Regions from separate parts of the Homo sapiens genome. Here region 2 is linked to region 1. A link is an interaction called in ENCODE POLR2A ChIA-PET data of the cell type or tissue named here. Cell type or tissue: MCF 10A. All regions are shown on one strand. Links, peaks and the distances in the headings refer to the core of each region. The heading gives the core; the rest is flanking DNA. Region 1 has its middle 47 kb from the start of NDUFV2. Region 2 overlaps NDUFV2 (NADH:ubiquinone oxidoreductase core subunit V2).

Region 1 (9,526 bases), core at 1,915-6,914:
AATCCCCAAGCCTTGGCAGCTTCCATGTGGTGTTGAGCCTGCAGGTGCGTAGAAGTCAAGAATGGAGGTTTGGGAACCTCTGCCTAGATTTCAGAGGATTTATGGAAATGCCTGGATGTCCAGGCAGAAGTTTGCTGCAGGGGTGGGGCTCTCAAGGAGAACCTCTGTTAGGGCAGTGCAGAAGGGAAAAGTGGGGTTGAAGCCCCCACACAGAGTCCCCACTGAAGCACTGCCTAATGGAGCTGTGAGGAGAGGGCCACCATCCTCCAGACCCCAGAATAATAGATCCACCAATAACTTGCACTATGTGCCTGGAAAAGCCACAGACACTCAACACCAGCCTGTGAAAGCAGCTGGGAGGGAGGCCGTACCCTGCATAACTGCAGAGATGGAGCTGCCTAAGACTATGGAAACCCACCTCTTGCATCAGTGTGACCTGGATGTGAGCCATGAATTCAAAGGAGATCATTTTAGAGCTTTAAGATTTGACTGCCCCACTGGATTTCAGACTTGCATGGGGCCTTTAGCACCTTCATTTTGGCCAATTTCTCCCATTCAGTATGGGTGTATTTATCGATGCCTGCACTCCCATTGTATCTAGGAAGTAACTAACTTGCTTTTGATTTTACAGGTTCATGGGCAGAAGGGACTTGCCTTGTCTCAGATGAGATTTTGGACTGTGGACTTTTGAATTAATGCTAAAATGAGTTAAGACTTTGGGGGAGGCCGGGCGCGGTGGCTCACGCCTGTAATCCTAGCACTTTGGGAGGCCGAGACGGGCGGATCACGAGGTCAGGAGATCGAGACCATCTTGGCTAACACGGTGAAACCCCGTTTCTACTAAAAATACAAAAAATTAGCCGGGCGTGTTGGCGGGCGCCTGTAGTCCCAGCTACTTGGGAGGCTGAGGCAGGAGAATGGCATGAACCTGGGAGGCGGAGCTTGCAGTGAGCCGAGATCGCGCCACTGCACTCCAACCTGGGAGACACAGCGAGACTCCGTCTCAAAAAAAAAAAAAAAAAAAAAAAGACTTTGGGGGACTGTTGGGAAGGCATGATTGGTTTTCAGATGTGAGGACATGAGATTTGGGAGGGGCCAGGGATGGAATGATATGGTATGGCTGTGTCCCCACCCAAATATCTTGAATTGTAGCTCCCATAATTCCCACATGTTGTGGGAGGGACCCAGTGGGAGAGAATTGAATCATGAGGGCAATTCCCCCCATACTGTTCTCGTGGTAGTGAGTAAGTCTCACAATATCTGATTTTTTTTTTGAGATGGAGTTTTGCTCTCGTTAAATATGAATATTTAGACCTGCTATATAATATGTAAACCAGGCTATATGAATATTTAGACCTACTATATAAATATTAAAACCTACTTAAGTGCCTAAGTGTCAAATTTAAATATGAATTGCAAATTTCACAACTCTGGTGTCTATTGGCTCTTAAAACCACCCAAGCTACCTATTGTGGGGAAAACTATTCTATAAGATGGGTGATGAGGTTTTAAAAGTGGTTTACTAACTTCTTAACCATAAAAACAATGGGAGGAAAGACTGAGAAAATAACTCAGTACATTTGACTAAGTAACATTTTTCAATTTTTTTAATGCTAAAAGGCAAATGGCAGGCTAGGATGATTTTACAGTGGAATAGGAAGTCCAGCAAACACTTTGGAAAGTGTAAGACAGGAGGTTGACAACAAGGGGAAGCACAGCAGTAGGGGCTGGGAGAAGGAGGGACTGGAAGACCAGGAAAATTGGGATTTTGGATGGCAGTGGCAGAATATGGTGAAACATGGTGGGCTTCATATCCACAAGTTAGTAATAAAAGGGGTAGAGCGATGACCTGTGACTATGCAAACTAGGGCCCCAGTGAATGTTTTGGGTCTAAATGACCTTGAAAGTCTACCACCTTCACTAGCTTTAGCTCAGGGTTGGGAATGGAATATGGAACAATGCCATATTATCTTATACCTGAGAAGCTCATTCCCTGGCTGTAAGGGAAGGAGAATTCATTCACTCTGAAAGCCTTCACCTTTTAATGGAACTAATAACTGCCATGGCAAAATGGAGAGCTGAGGCTTCTGAAGAATACTAAATGTCCCTACAATGTCTTAATGAACAAAGAGAAATATCCACGGTAACTCACAGCCACAGGATGGAAGATCTCCTAGTACTGGGATTCCCAACAGTTCTGACATAATTCTTTGCTGCCCTCACCATTTTTAGATACATTCTTGTTTGTCCACTCCCCCTTTTTCTCTGCTGAGTTAACATCTCAACAGTAAAGGTCCCTCATATTCTCCAAACATCAGGAGAAAAAAACATCCTTTCAATGTACTTTTCCTCTTCTTTTTCAGCAGGGAAACTGGTGCTATAGCTGCCCAACAGGTTCTTCTCACTTGCTGCCCAGATAAAACCAATGTATCAAGACAAGGGAATTGCAATAGAGAAAGGGTTCAAGATACATAGGGCCAGCTAAACAGGAGAGCAGAATTTTATTATTATTCAAATCAGCCTCTCCAAACATTCAGAGGCTAGGGTTTTTTCAAGATAGTTTGGTGGGCAGGGGGCTAGGGAATGGGTGCTGCTGATGGTTGGGGATGCAATCATAGGGATGTGGAAAATGGTCCTCATGCCCTGAGTCTGCTTCTGGGTGGGGGCCACAGGACCCATTGAGTCATAAGTCCAAATGGAGTCATCTTGGTCATCAGAAAAGCTAAAGTCTGAAAAGATATCTCCAAAGGCCAATATTAGGTTCTACAATAGTAGAGGTTATTTATAGGAGTAATTGGAGAAGTTACAAATCTTGTGACCACCAGAACAATGACTGGTTATTCTTTAACTATACCTACATCTTTGCAGAACTCAGATTCTTCTCATAACCCTAACCTTGTGGCCTTTCATTAGTTTTACTAAGGCAGTTTAATTTGGGGAGGGATATTATCATCCTTGCTTTAAGGATAGATTTCTCCCAAAGTTAGCTTGGCCCACACCCAGGAATGGAGGTTACAGGCAAGATGGAGTTGGTTAAGTCAGATCTCTTTCACTGCCATAGTATTCTCACTATTATAACTTTTGCAAAGGTGGTTTCAGAGATGTGCAATGGCATAATGGTTATGAACCCAGACTCCAGAGGCAGTCTGCTTGGATTTGAATCCTAGGATTTTCATCTAGCTGTGTGACCTCAGACAAGTGACTTAACGGCTCTGTGACTCCAAGTCTCCTGCTGTAAAATAGGGATGATAGCATCTTTTCTTGGTGATGCTGCGAGGAAAAGGAGTTAATATGTGTAAAGACATTTAGAAAGGCCCTGGCACACAGTAAATGTTAGTTACTGCTATAGAAGTTGCTGAATGAATGATTTCAACAATAGTCCATGTGGAACATGTAAACCAATTAAATATTTGTTCCTAAAGGAACAGAATATTTATAGACATATAGCCTATTTATTTTCTTCTATTGAGCAGCTGACAGTAATAGTGGATGTACATGTTTGTCTTCTTAATAGGAAAGAAGTAGGCTTAGGTTGACTGAGTGCCTACTGTTTGCTAGGCACAGTATAGATATCTTTTCACCTTATTCTCAAAACAAGCCTGAGAATTAGATATTTTATCCTCGTTTTTCTTAGGCAGAAACTTGCCCAAAGTTGCACATCTCGCTCCAAATCACAGTGCCTAGCAAGGTCTAGGCAGGAATTCAAGCCCATCTGACTACAACATACAATGTGTCAACACAGATGTCCACAACTTTGCTTTGTATGTAGCCACCTGAAAGAGAATGAATTAGAATAATTATTTTTGAGGGAGTTCAGTGCCATCAGGTGCCAAATTATTTATTTGCAATGCCAAATTGTATGGTTTTCTATTTAAACAGAGCTTTGGTCTAGGTGTAACTGTAATATTCTAGATAGAATATTACTTGTCTAGTGGCCTATCTCACAAGAAAATAAATAAATAAAATAAAAATATTGCTGGAATTTGAAGGATAAATCAATATAGATGCCTCAGAAAAGATGGGGTAGGGTGAGTGGAGTAATAATTTTGGGAAATGTAATGACCAGAAAATAAACTATCACTATTGCTGCATTTTGCTTTTGTCCAATATTCTCTTGGCATGTATGGACATGAACTACCATTCAGTGAAACTGACATGTTCTCTCTCCTTTGAGAAGGATCATGGAGGTTTCTGGTGCCATCGTTTTAAATGTTCCAAATAGAAGCAAACATCTACTGTTAGAAAAGTAAACCAAGTGAAGAAAAGAAAAGAAAATGACTTGCATTCTTTTGCATAGATATGGCTATATCAAGTAATTAGGGTTGTACTAAAGAGGTTGGGAATATATTTTATTTATTTGCTTATGTGACTTTTACTCATTATTTTCATTTTGTGGTGAGTAAAGGGAAAAATGTAGTAAGAACAAAATGACCTTTCCATTTTGTCCTAAAACCAAACAGGAAGAGGGAGTACTGCCATCTTTTGGTTACACAATATAATAATTTTAAATCGTTACACTTAACAACAGCCAGATGAATGCCAATATTAGTCATCACCAAATGAACAGAAACACTGACTTACCTGGCATGAGTTAGTTCCTTAGACTATTTCTTCATAATAGCTTTCTTCTGCAAAGTAATCACAGAGACTCCAAAATCTCATTTTTCTTTCAATTGTAGACAGAAAGAGAAAGTACTGGTGGGCTAAGTAGATTATCTTAAAGAGCACTGACAGTTCTAATATTTGTATTTAATGATTCTAAAGCATTCAGAGTAAACAAAGATAAAAGAGAACTTTTAATTACTAAAGTCAATTTCACAATTGCCCCAGGGGTGAAGAACTTGAGTGCAAGGCTGAACTTCCTTAGACCAAGGAAACACTATGGCAAAGCCTGCCAGGTATCCACTACAGGGCTTCATCTACACCAAGCAAGACAAAAAGTACAGCAAAAACACAATTGGAGCATTCCTGGAATGTTCTTTCTTTTTCTTTTCTTTTTTTTTTTTTTTTTCTTGTGAGAACAGAGTCTTGCTGTGTCACCTAGACTGGAGTGCGGTGGCACAATCTCAGCTCACTGCAACCTCCCCTTCCTGGGATCAAGCAATTCTCCTGCCTCAGCCTCCTGAGTAGCTGGGTGTACAGTCACCCGCCACCACGCCCGGCTAATTTTCGTATTTTTGGTAGAGATAGGGTTTTGCCATGTTGGCCAGGCTGGTCTCGAACTCCTGACCTCAGGTCATCTGCCCGCCTCGGCCTCTCAAAGTGCTGGGATTACAGGCGTGAGCCTCTGCGCCCGGCTGATTTTTTTTTAAGGAAATATGGTACTACAATAGAAGGAAACTAAAGAAGTTTATCAGAGTGTACTATAGAGGGCCGCCTCTCAGTGAGCTGAGTTGGCTGCAGGGAGGCCATAGACACTGTTGTTACAAGACACGTTTTATTAACAGCCATCCTGAAGAAAAGACTTTGAATAGGTTGAGGGTATATATTTTAAAGAGGAAACATTAATTTGAAAAGGAGAAGAATCTGGAAAGGAAATATAATCCCCTCAAATCCTGTCTAGATCCAGAGAAGCAGCTATCCAAATGAGGTTTTTTTAAGGCTCATCAGGGTGGCAGAAAATAGAATATAAAGCCCCGAAGGGGATCTTAAGATATTTGGAATAAAAGGGAAATATGGAAGTGTCATGGCAGTTGAGTGAAAGGAAGTGAACTGAACTTGACATTTATTTGGATAATATCACTTTTCTATATGCGCAGTACTGATATGTTTTTAAAAATAAAAGCACGAAATTTTTGTTATTTGTTATTCTTATTAAGAAGATAAATAAGTAAACATTTTCATAGGGTACCAGAGAGGAGAGCGGGCGAAGGGAGGACCTGGTTTCTAGTCGTAGGTCTCCACTGACTAGCAGGCTGCCCTTATGCCACTTAGACTCCCTGAGTCTTGGTTTCCTCATCTACAAAGTAAGTTCGCTGGATGCCACCATAGCTTCTCAAGCTGAGTTCTGAGGACTCCTCCCCATCTATGAATTATTTTCAGAAGCTGATAGGTTCTCTGCTTTGAGAAGTATCAGACTCAGTCATTTCTAATGGCTTTGCTAGCTCGAAAATTCTAAGATATAAGATATATTTTTCTTCTCTAATTCCCTCAGGACCCAGAAGAGGAAGAAAAGTCAGCATACTTATTTTTTTCTTGTTTTCCTTCTCCCTGACATGCAATTATTCTATTGTTCTGAATTTCTAGAGCAGTGCTTTCCCACAGAAATACATTTAACTTAAAATTTTCCAGGCCAGGCGCAGTGGCTCATGCCTGTAACCCCAGCACTTTGGGAGGCCAGGGCAGGGGGATCACTCGAGGTCAGGAGTTCAAGACCAGCCTGGCCAACATGGCGAAACCCTGTCTCCACTAAAAATACAAAACTTAGCCAGCCGTGAGGGTGAGCATCTGTAGTCCCAGCTACTCAGGAAGCCAAGGCAGGAGAATCGCTCAAATCCAGGAGGTGGAGGTTGCAATGAACTGAGATTGTGCCACTGCACTCCTGGGCAACAGAGTGAGACTGTCCCCCCAAAAAAATAAAAAATTATAGTAGCCACAGTTTTAAAAGCAAAAAGACATGGGTGAAGCTCATTTTAATTATATATTTTATTTAGCCAAATATATCCAAAATATTCTGATTTCAACATGTAATCAATGTAAAAATTAATGAGATGGTTTATATATATTTTTTGTACTAAGTCTTAGAAATCCAAAATGTATTTTACATTTACAACACATTCCAATTCAAAGTAGCCATATTTCAGGTTCCATAGTCACATTATAGCACCAGACCCATCTGATTCATCTTTTATGTAACAAAGTTGTGGGTTGTTTTTCAGTTGCCCTGGACCCTTGGGTCACGTGACCTGGGCATGCCCAGATGAACCAAGAATCACAGGGGGAACCTAAGTGCTCAGGCTGAGGGCAGGGGACTGGATTAAGAAGTGGACACCACATGGCAGGATCCAGGATCCAATCAGATCTAGCTGTGGCGTCACCCCATGGCAGGATCCAGGATCCAATCAAATCTAGCTGTGGCGTTACCCCATGGCAGGATCCAGGATCCAATCAGATCTAGCTGTGGCGTCACCCCATGGCAGGATCCAGTGAGATCATGCCTCATTACCCTTTGCTTATAAAAACTAGATCCAGCTCCCAGTCCCGGGAGGTACTGCTTTGGGACCAGGTGTTCTTATCTGTTGCAAGTAAGAAAATCCCCTTGTTAACAATCCTCTTTGGTTCTGGTCATTGGACTGTCATTCACCAAGCTACCAAACCCACCCATTGTATGGGAAACAACACATGGCTGATGTGGGAAGTTCCTATGTCCTGTAGTGGACAGCACAGTGACAACCCTATAGTTGGAGAGCTGATACGTGGCTGTTCGGGTACCCTGAAAAATAGGCCTGTTTGGTTACCCAGTATCACAACCTAGGGATGGTCTGGAATGCATAGAAAAAGCTCAGGACCTAGAGGAAACATTTCTCTACTCAAAAACCTGCAGTGTACATGCCTCCTTCTCAGACCATCAGTCCCTCCCTTCCAGAACACATGATAATCGGTATTTCTTTCTTTCTTTTTTTTTTCCAGCCCTAATGCTGCTTCTCAGCAACAAAGCTGGAAGTGTTTTTCTCAACAGACCATTCCCCGGAGAAGAATGTAATTATATCTCTGTCTTTGGACTCAGGCAGATAATGATTACCCACAAAAATCCCTGCTGTAGAAACAATGAATTTGTACTAGTGCTCTTCGTTTTTTAAATGATGCGGAAACTTCCATTAATTCACCAACCCTATTGCAGGAGCCTGATTCAGAGACTGTCTGCAATTAATGCATTTTTTGTTGTAAGACATGAGAGCAGAAGAGGATAGAAATAATGAGAATCTAATTTGGAAGTCAGTGATGTAGACTTCAGTTTGAGATATCATGTTTGTCCTTTTATAGAAATGCTTGGAACAGTGAGTAAGAGGAGTAATAAGAAATTTTGCACATTAAAATAAGACAGGCTATTTTGTATGGGGGAAGATAAAGATTTTTAAAAATTCAGCCAATACACTCTGTGAAATAAGAGTATTATATATGTATAGAAGTACAGAGCTTCCTACTTCTTATCAAAATGGCTTCTGGCATCTTTCAATTTCATCATCTTTCCATTTTCTTATCTTTTCCTATTGGGGATGGCAGTGTAGTTCAAAGGGATAAAAAATATTGGAATTAAGTATTTCCTACTTTCTTTTTGAGACAGGTTCTTGCTCTGTTACCCAGGCTGGAGTACAGTGGCATGATCAGGGCTTACTGCAGCCTCAACCTCCTGTCTCAAGCAATCCTCCCACTTCAGCCTCTCAAGGAGCTGGGACCACAGGCGTGCACCACCATGCCAGGCCAGGCTAATTTTTTTTTTTTTCCGCAGATGGGATCTTACTTTGTTGCCCAGGTCTCAAACTCCCAGGCGTAAGTGATCTTCTCACCTCAGCATCCCAAAGTGCTGGGATTACAGGCATGAGCCACAGGGACCCTTCTACTTTCTTAAGGGGGCAAGGGAAAGACAGAGTATGTCTATCAACATCAGGTACTTATGTAACATTTGTCACAGTGTGTCAAACTAACCCTCTCCTCATCCCTCTAGGAACAGACTTGGCAAGCCAGAGGGCTGAAGAAGCTAGAGGGGCCACAGGATAAACCACTGATGAAATCACTGGTGGGAAAATGAGATTTCCCTGTATCTCACTCAAGCCTATTGCTGCAGTATTGATTAATCCGTGTGCTTTTTGTGTCAATGGTTCCAGACAAGCGCCATCATGCACTCTCTCCCTTTTTCATCATTGATATCAACTCAAAAAAGATGGGCTCCAATAGAAGGAAGAAGGATTACACCGCATATAGTATAAACAATAAATTTGGGGCCAGGTGTGGTGGCTCACACCTGTAATCCCAGCACTTTGGGAGGCCGAGGCGAGCAGATTGCTTGAGCTGAGGAGTTCGAGACCAGCCTGACCAAGACAGTGAAACCCTATCTCTGCTAAAAATACAAAAATTAGCCAGGTGTGATGGCACGTGCCTGTGATCTCAGCTACTCGGGAGGCTGAGGCAGGAGAATCCCTTGAACCTGGGAGGCAGAAGTTGCAGTGAGCCGAGATTGCACCACTGCACTCCAGCCTGGGCAACAGAGCAAGACTCTGTCTCAAAATAATAATAATAATGATAATGATAATAATAATAAATTTGCAGATCTTCAGGTATTTAGCACGTTTCTAAATTAGAACTGTCCTTTTTTTTTTCTTTTTTTGAGACGGAGTCTTGCTCAGCCACCCAGGCTGGAGTGCAGTGGTGCGATCTCCGCTCACTGCAAGCTCCGCCTCCCGGGTTCGCGCCATTCTCCTGCCTCAGCCTGCTGAGTAGCTGGGACCACAGGCACCCACCACCAAGCCCGGCTAATTTGTGAGTGTGTGTGTGTGTGTGTGTGTGTGTGTGTGTGTGTGTGTGTGTG
Region 2 (9,526 bases), core at 1,703-6,702, 62 kb after region 1:
GACAGCAGCTGTTACTGGTTTCTTTTATGATGTCTCTGTTGAGATATTTTGATAGAAAAAGCAGTAAAAAATGGAAACTGGCACATTTCTAGATTTTATTGACTTTCTTAAGAACTTTGACAGATCTGAAATTTTACCCCATTTGTAAGCTAACAAGTTAACCTGCCTCAGTTTCATGGATGCTGGCAGGAGGCAGCATCCTGGGTCAGTAGGCAGCATGAACTTCATGTCAGTTCCCTTTGACATTCATATCTCACGGTAAGGGAGGAGACCACCCCTCATATTGTCTTATGCCCAATTTCTGCCTCCAAAAAAAGAAGAAGTAAAAACTAAAAGGCAGAAATGAAATCCACAAGCAGATAGCCCGGTGCCACACCCTGGGCCTGGTAAAGATCAACCCCTGACCTAATTGGTTATTTATAGATTACAGACATTGTATAGAAAAGCACTGTGAAAATCCCTGTCCTGTTCTGTTCCATTCTACCCCCTGCTTGCTCAATCGATCACGACCCTCCCAAACAGACCCCCTTAGAGTTGTGAGCCCCTAAAAGGGACAGGAATTGCTCACTTGGGGAGCTCGGTTGTTGGAGACAAGAGTCTTGCCGAAGCTCCCGGCTGAATAAAGCCCTTCCTTCTCAGTGTCTGAGGGGTTTTGTCTGTGGCTTGTCCTGCTACAATGGGAGTGACATGGAACAGCCTAGGTGAGTGCTGTGCATCACTGCTAAGGGACCTTGAGCTTGGGAAACCCTGTCTGTAAGAAAACTCACTCAACTTTTGCCCCAGGAGAAGGTATTTTATACAAAAATAATAGAAAAGATGGTCTTAAACAAAAGCTGTTCAGTGCTGCTGCTCACCAAATGCACAAACCTAAGACCCATGGAAATCTTTCTACCAGCCTATTTCTTCCTCCTTCCCCACTTTCTTTAACTAAAAGAGAAATTTATGAATTAATTTCAGTGGAGAAGTAGATGGTTTTTTAACCATCAAATACATTATAATTTTACTAGAAAAAGTATAAGCATTATACATATGGATATAAAGAAAAAATAATTATGTGCAAATGCAAGAATATTGGCAGTATGTTGTGTTTGACAGTAACTCTTTGATAAAGTCAACTAACAGCACAATTTTTTAAAAATAGGTGTAGTTTTAAAATGCAGTTGTTTGGATCTTTTTTTTTTTTTTTTTTTTAGTTATTAAATGTTTTATCCTTGTGTCAGTTAAGCAGGTGATAATGCTTTACAGGTTATATAGTACTTTCAGAGAAACTTTACTTAAATCTCAAAATAGTCCAATAAGAAGATAACCCTGTTTTATAGGTACAGAAATTGAGGCTTAAAAAAAAATTAAGTGAGTTGTTCTAGGTCAGATGTTAGTAAGTGGCAGAATGGTAATCTAAACCCAAGGCCTCAACAACTACAAAAAATCTGAAAGTCTGTTTTTTTCCTAGAGTTTAGCTACTTTATCCTGACCCTTCTCAATCAGTAGTCTGTCTTCAACGATTTGGACTTCAAACCACTTTTAGAAATATGTCTGTGAACTCATGTGCGTATCCAGAGCTTTACAAGTCAGCAAGAGAATGCCTCAGAATAGATTTTCCAATATGTAGCAACATAAGCCTAAAGAATAATTTTCAAGATTATCTCTATATTTTTATTTTAAGTAAAAGTACATGACAGATCCTGGATTAATGAGAAAGGGATCAAATATTAATCCAAAATGGAAGCTATTTTAATTTAGACATTTGGTGGTATTTAATTTGATATACAAGGAGGTTAGAAGGAGAAATAGGTTTTACAATAGAGATAAGTTTTTCTTATACCTGCTGAGTGTTTTATTTTAAGTAGGATTTTTTTGGCCAGTTAATCCATGCTAATAGGAAATTTGGAAAATAGAGAAAAATATAAAAAATGTAAAATAAGAGTCCCTTATTTCATTAACATCGTAATAAGAGATAAGCACTTTTAATTATTTATGGCCTTCTAGTCTTTTAATCAGTGTCTGTATTTAATGTAATTGGGATGATAATTTATGCATTTTTGTTTTTTTTGTTTTGTTTAACCCTGATTCCAGTTTCTACATGATTATTTTTACGACATATTTTTGTTAGCTACATAACGTTCTAGTGTCAGAATTATTAGTATTTAGTTAAAACCTGCTCAGATTGGGTTTTTAGGTTGTGTTTTTGCTGCAATAAACATAATAGGAACAACATGTTTTCATGTAAAGCTTTATCCTCATTTTGTACTGCAGGAAAAATACCTAGGTTAGAATTACTAAATTAAAAAATGGACACTTGGGGCCAGGCGCAGTGGCTTACGCCTGTAATTCCACCACTTTGGGGAGCTGAGGCGGGCAGATCACTTGACATCGAGAGTTCAAGACCAGCCTGACCAACATGGAGAAACCCCGTCTCTACTAAAAATACAAAAAATTATCCAGACGTAGTGGCACATGCCTGTAATCTCAGCTACTTGGGAGGCTGAGGTAGGAGAATCGCTTGAACCCGGGAGGCAGAGGTTGTGGTGAGCCGAGATCATGCCATTGAACTCCAGCCTGGGCAACAAGAGCGAAACTCCGTCTCCAAAAAAAAAAAAAGACACTTATTTAGGCTTTCCATATATCATGGTAATTTGCTTTCTAAAAGGCTATATGAATTTTTAAGTGTGCTTGTTTCTCTATATGCTCAACAGAATGGAATGCTATCTTAAAAGAAAAAAGATACTTGGTAGTTTGATAACTAGTAATGTTATTTTAAGTTGTATGTTTTTAGTTACTAGTAAGCAGTTTGAATTCTGTGAAACTTTTGTTCATGATCTTTACTCATTTTTTAAGTGCATTTATGATCTCTTCAGGCTATTAGCCTCTTGTCATCAAATGTGTGTAAGATTTAAGACTCATCACTGTCAAGTTAATGGATGAGTTCTCAGAGGCAAAGGCTTTATAGAGAAAAGAAGATAGGAGTGTGAACTGAGCCCTGAGGACAGCCTGCAAGGAGTGGATAAAAAGCCAATAAACAGAAAATGTTAGTGTTCAGAAATTAGGAGAAGACTGAATACTTTCCCTACTCTTAAAATTAATCCTTTTATTATAAGTATACAGTCTTTTCTCTCAGAATTTAGTTAAGTAACTCACTGATGTTACTCAAAAATTGTTACTCGATTAAAAAAATTTTCTGAGCTAAGATGACAGTGACTGTCTTCTAAATTTTAGTTTCAGTTAATTTTTCAAAACAAAACCAACACAATCAAAGCCCCCTTGTGCACCTCTGACTGTATCCCTCCCTGCCTTCCAATTATCCTGAAATTGATATTTATCACTCCCATCTTTTGTACGTGTGTCTCACATCCTGTACCTTAGTCTTTTCTTGTTAATTAAAGCAGATGTTCCATGTAAACTTATTTATTAATATTTCTTCAACTGAAATATCATTTGGACCTAGGGTAAAGTTAAATATACTATTGTGTTATATTACTCCGTTTACTTTCTTCTATGTTTGCCTTTGAATTGTCCAACTCTTTGCTAGTTCCATGCTTGGTTTAACCCAGCCAGTGTTCTGCCGTCTGTGGTTAGTAGAACTCAGAAATTGGAGGAATCCAGAACAGTAGTTGAAATACTTGGGGGCGGGGGACAGGGTAGGAGTGGAGGGTAGGAGCAAGAGGGCAAAGAGAAATGAAATGCAGCTGAGAGAATAATCAGATTCCTTCCAAAGCAACTGAACATTGTCAGTCCGCATAGCATCATAAATAGCTTTCTGAAACTACTTTTTTTTTTTTTTTTGAGACGGAGCCTTGCTCTGCTGCTCAGGCTGGAGTGCGGTGGCGCGATCTCGGCTCACTGCAACCTCTGCCTCCCAGGTTCAGGCGATTCTCCTGCCTAAGCCTCCCGAGTAGCTGGGACTACCAGCGTGCGCCACCACGCCCAGCTAATTTTTGTGTTCTTAGTAGAGATGGGGTTTTACCATGTTGGCCAGGATGGTCTCGATCTCTTGACCTCGTGATCTCCTTGCCTTAGCCTCCCAAAGTGCTGGGATTACAGGCATGAACCACCACACCCGGCCAGAAACTACTTTTTACGGCTGGAGTTTCAGAACTAATTTAGTAAAGGATTGAAAAGGAAGGAGGATACAGTTGACTCATTTGTACAGAGTATATGACTCATTTGTACAGAATGAAAACATGTTTATGAAGGTTCACACTAAGTGAAAGCTGGCATCCAAGTTGATTCAGACAAAAGTGAAAGTCAAGAAGTTAATAGTACATTAATTCTCCAAATGCATGCCAGCAGAGCGTGGCAGGAAGGTACACAAGTCAGCAGATCTGGGTTGTCCTGGTTCTCCTATTGACTCGTGTGTGTGATGTTAGGTGGGTGAATCTTGGCTTTGAATCTCCATTTGTAAAATAACTCTCCTGAAATAGAGATGGATAGGGTAGAATACCATATTTCTTAAGATCTTTTATAAGTTGATTCCATTGTTGTAAATTATGAATCCTAAAGTATTTCTTTATGAAAAATTTTTTAAGGCTATGATTTACTAAACTTTCTTAAAATTTTAAATTTTAGGGAAGACATGTAAGGAATTTGCATAAGACAGTTATGCAAAATGGAGCTGGAGGAGCTTTATTTGTGGTAAGTAATTACTTAGATTTCTTTGGAAAGAAAAGACTTGGAAATTGGGGTAAATCCATTGTAAAAATCCAAAATATCTTAAATACCATTGTCTTTGATATATGATGGTCATCGTGAGAATTTACATACAGCTAATTGAATTTACTACATTTCAAAAGATGTTGGTTCCAGTTGAACCTCATGAGTTTAAATTAGTATCAGGAAAACTCTGGGAATAAGAATTTATTTCCAGTGAAATTACTGTGTGAGCCCTAACCTGATTCTCATCACACTTTGGGTTCTCAGTCATGTTGGCTTACTGAGAGTTTGGAGATTGTAACTTGTTGAATCCCAAAATGACACTAGTTTGAAACTCATGGATTTTAGTAATGTAGTAACTAGATTAGCAGCTGGTCTTTATATTTTTAGTTTCCGGAGTTTTAACTATAAATAGAAGTCTGTGAACTCCCCAGATTAGTTGCACAATTTGGAAAGGATAAGATATTATATCTCCCTTTTCTGACAAGGTGCTGTTTTCAGGGATTAATCTAGTATAAAGGCAATATAGTGGACTTGTGTGATGATTTAGAGTTAGTGGTGTAAGAAGTAGCTTCCTGCTATATATCAAGCATCAAATTGGCCACATATTTGAGATCATTGTCCAGAGTGTCTGTTTTCTTTCCTCTTTTGGCTTATGTCCTTTAAAAAGCAGAACTCCGAGAGTTAACATATCAAGAGATTCATTTCTGTATTCACCACACATACATAACATTAATTGATCGTAAGTGTTAATCTCAGTGTGACTCATTTGATTTCCTGTTGACATGCCATTTCTTGTCAGTTTTTGAAGAGGGCCTGCTTCTGCTCTTTTAAGAAGAGATAAAGCTTCTTGCTGTTGGCTATTATGGAAAACGTGGGAAAGAGATGGTGCTGTTTTTTTTTTTTTTTTTTTTTTTTTAAGATGGTCCTTTTGTACCCTCCTAAAGTAATGGGTCTTAACCCTTTTGGATCCCAGATCCCTTTGACAATCTGATAACCTTGCTTTTGGGAAAATACACATATGTTCACATTTAAAATTTTGTGTTTTAATTTCATAAAGGCTTCCAATAATTGGTAATGTTTTGGTAATTCTATCAGAAGATCTTACTCTCTAATGAAGCTGGATAACACTTTTTGTTGTTTGGGTTTTTTTGGTCCTAAAGGTACTTCTCTTATTCTTTAAATGGTCCTTTGTAAATTTTTAAATTCTGCTAACTTTACTTTGGTAATCATACTTATCAAATGTGTGTTTAGACATTCTTTTTGATGGAAGGATAGGGTGGTATATATCATGTTGGAATTAAAATGGAGAGATTAAACAATAAGTAATAGTATAGTAATGTACAGTGTCATTCACACTTGAGAGAATTTGGATAAGTCTGAAAAACTGTTTTTGTTGTGTAGCACAGAGATACTCCTGAGAATAACCCTGATACTCCATTTGATTTCACACCAGAAAACTATAAGGTATGGCTAAATTAACATTATAATTAATTTACCAAATAGGTAATATTTTCTAGATGTATAAAATGATGTTCTTTCTTTTATACAGAGGATAGAGGCAATTGTAAAAAACTATCCAGAAGGCCATAAAGCAGCAGCTGTTCTTCCAGTCCTGGATTTAGCCCAAAGGCAGAATGGGTGGTTGCCCATCTCTGCTATGAACAAGGTACTGGATTCATTTTTGCCTTAGTTCTAAAAGAGAAGAGATTGTGTATGATAATTTCCTTTTATAGAAATTACTCTGATCATCTCCAGTGTCAGAATCTAGGATTTTGGAGCCCTTTAGCCATTTGTATGTTTCCTTGAATTGTCTTTGTGTTTTTGTTCATTCCCTTAATGCATAGAGGTGATTTCTAACCTTGCAGGAAATAAGGAAGGCATTATGGTGAAAGAGGGTATGTGTTTTTTTTTTTCCTTTTGAAGGAAATGGTCAAAGATAAAAGATTCCAAATGTGTATAACTTAGTGTCAAGATATTCTGAAAATTAATGTAATATTTAAACACTAGAATTACAGAAAAGAAGATCTGCTCACTAGTATGAAAATTTTTAATATTTTACATCTTTGGCTGTAGGCTGTAAGAAAAATCTGTATAATAGGTGATATTTATACAATTTGATTATGCTACTTTGGAATCAACGACCTATAGAAATGCTATGGATGACCCATTTTATTCAAAGTTACTCTATTCATATAATATTCATTTTTCCTAATAGTTTTGAGCAGTAATACAAATTTCAAGTTTATTCGTATCCTGTTAATACAAATAACTACATTTGTGTGGTGATGTATTACAGCATATCATTTATAAAGTGCCATACACAAACCACATACTATTTGATTCTGATGAGAATCACATAACCATTAAGCTGTGTTATATAATGGAAAATATTTTTGACTTAGAACTAAGACACCTGATTTTTCTCTGAACTTCCTCATTGGCAATGAAAGTTTTGAACCAGGTAGACCTCTTCTAATTATTAAGTTATGATTTCTGAGCGGTAGTGCTAGGACTGAATTCATTTCTAAATCAGTGCATTTTCTACTTGACTGACTATAACAGAGATTTTGTTGTACTTCATTCTTACCACTTTCTAAACTTAATTTGGTTATAACTCTTAGGCTAGACAATCATCTTTCTGAGAGAATAGGAATGTCCTCAATTTATCTAATAGAATCCTAAATGCAAATTTTAGATTTAGTTTATTGATATTTTATTTTATTTGCATTGTATAGTACTATAACACTGGTTTTTCCCTATGAAAAATATTATAAAGCAAGTTTAGTGAGTTACTATCCTGAGTAAACATAGGTGGTTATTTCTTCGATAAATTATGTATTTCTTGGGAAGTTACTTAACATTTTTTTAAATTAAAATAGCCAACTTTATAATGATTTAGGTATATGTTTCTAATTATAATGTTATTATTTTGAAAAAATCATATTTTTAGTAATGGTAAGCCTGTTGGAAATCTTGCTGAGTGGCACGTTAGCAGAGCAAAATAAAAATAAATAAGAAACTGAAAGTGAAAACATTTAAAAAATAAGACAGGCATGGTGGTGCATGCCTGTAGACCCAGGTACTCAGGATGTTGATGTGGGAGGATTGCTTGAGCTTAAGACCAGCCTGGGCAAGATGGTGAGACCCTATCTCTTAAAAAATATGTATTTATATATTGTCCTATTATATTTAGGGTTGGATTTGTGTGGGGGAAAGGCAGGAAGTGTAGGGTATAGGGAATAGACTCAAGATTCTTTGCACTTTACATTTGGGACTTTTATTTTAATGTTACTGCCCCTCCCCCCAACCCATGAAACACCTAACCTTACAACAAAAAATATCCAGAAGCTTAATAATTATTTATTTAACCGTCACTAAGGTGTAGGGAGATGTGCAGAATTCCAGGAAGGAGTCTTTTCCTAATTAGACAGTCAGAGCCTCATTCCAGATTTATTATTCCTTTGGTAGGGTTCCAGCATGTATATTTTGATAGAGAGCTCCCCAGATTCAGGGATACGTCCTTGATTCAGAACTGCCGAATGAAATAGCACAATTACTTTATCTGTCACAAGTGAGCCATGATTAGATGTCTTTTGAGAATATATTTCCTTTAGAATTCCTAATATGAGAAAGTTAACATACTTGTCTGAAATGCCCGCTCTTCTTTTATATTAGAATATGGATATATCTATAATTTTTAAGAATGCCAGATAGTAAGTCTTAATGATAATAGGTCACCTAGAAAGTTGTAGACAGAATTATAAATCACGATAGACAAGGACCAGCCCTGGCAAACAGCTAGAAATCCTCGTTTTCCCTAACAGACTTGCCCTAAGAAAAGATGCTGAGTTAGTGATCCCCTTAGTCCTGAACACCAGAATGTCAAAACAATTGTTTTCTATTAATGTCTTGACGTGAAGGGTTAGAAAGTACTAGACTATATGATTCAACTTTCAAAAGAGTATTGTGATATGAAATAGAAGTAGTGTGCTGGATTCTGGGAGAGGAGTGTGTGATTGTGTATGATAATATGTGTATACATATATGTAGAGATATAAAATTTTGAGTTTACATATTTAAAATATGGGCCAATAGTGAGCTTTGATTTTCAACCTTTTTTTCTGTTGCTGTACCATTTGTATGTAGGCTGTTTGGAAAAAATTGGTGAGAGTTTAAAAAATCTAATTGCTTCTTTTATTGGGGTTTGGCCATCAATTTTTTGCCATTTAGACAGATTATAAAATGTGAGTTGACATGATCAAAGTAGAAATTCTTAATAGTGAAATACTTAAAGATTTAGAGAAAAAGAATATCCTTTTACAGAGGTGAGAAGTAGGGTAGAAGGAGGAAGTGCTGTTAACTCCATTAACTTTCGGGCTCTGTATGGTTTAAGTGTAAGTACATTGTCTGCAAAAATTGAAGAGTTTATATCTCCCAGTTATCCAAGACAAGTATGTTTTCTGCTCTTGAAGAACTTTTCTGTTTTTACCAAATTGAGACAATATTGAAATTATACTTTGTACAACATAATTAAAGCTCCATTACTAACACTGTAATTATCTTATTTTTAAATGTCCTAATATTTTAGGTTGCAGAAGTTTTACAAGTACCTCCAATGAGAGTATATGAAGTAGCAACTTTTTATACAATGTATAATCGAAAGCCAGTTGGAAAGTATCACATTCAGGTCTGCACTACTACACCCTGCATGCTTCGAAACTCTGACAGCATACTGGAGGCCATTCAGAAAAAGCTTGGTAGGGAATACATGATATTTGTAACACTGATAAAAAGTAGAATTGTCTCTCTAGATTTGGTACATTTCTATCTAAAATTTCCAACTTCTGCCATCTTATTGGATCTGTACTTACCTAGT

The links. Peaks named below come from ENCODE experiments on the same cell type or tissue, not always from the same donor. Only the 100,000 strongest peaks of a DNase experiment are listed, where the experiment ranks them.
Region 2: POLR2A ChIA-PET joins it to region 1 with 5 read pairs; 4 of 35 experiments call an interaction of 5 or more read pairs at or near these places.

What each region holds. Positions count from the first base shown.
Region 1 is chr18:9,050,956-9,060,481 of GRCh38, forward strand. No RefSeq gene overlaps it. Among named protein-coding and RNA genes, the nearest start is that of NDUFV2, 47 kb to the right of the region's middle. RefSeq lists a silencer at 4,515-4,624. In MCF 10A, for the core only: no CTCF peak of the experiment used is centred there; DNase peaks (open chromatin) are centred at 4,546 and 4,856.
Region 2 is chr18:9,113,275-9,122,800 of GRCh38, forward strand. It overlaps NDUFV2 (NADH:ubiquinone oxidoreductase core subunit V2), which reads left to right. Exons shown (of 8, transcript NM_021074.5): 2 at 4,564-4,629; 3 at 6,052-6,114; 4 at 6,200-6,316; 5 at 9,239-9,407. NDUFV2-AS1 (NDUFV2 antisense RNA 1) reads right to left here. Exons shown (of 3, transcript NR_110772.1): 3 at 7,991-8,182. Among named protein-coding and RNA genes, the nearest start is that of NDUFV2, 15 kb to the left of the region's middle. RefSeq lists an enhancer at 374-623. In MCF 10A, for the core only: no CTCF peak of the experiment used is centred there; a DNase peak (open chromatin) is centred at 4,137.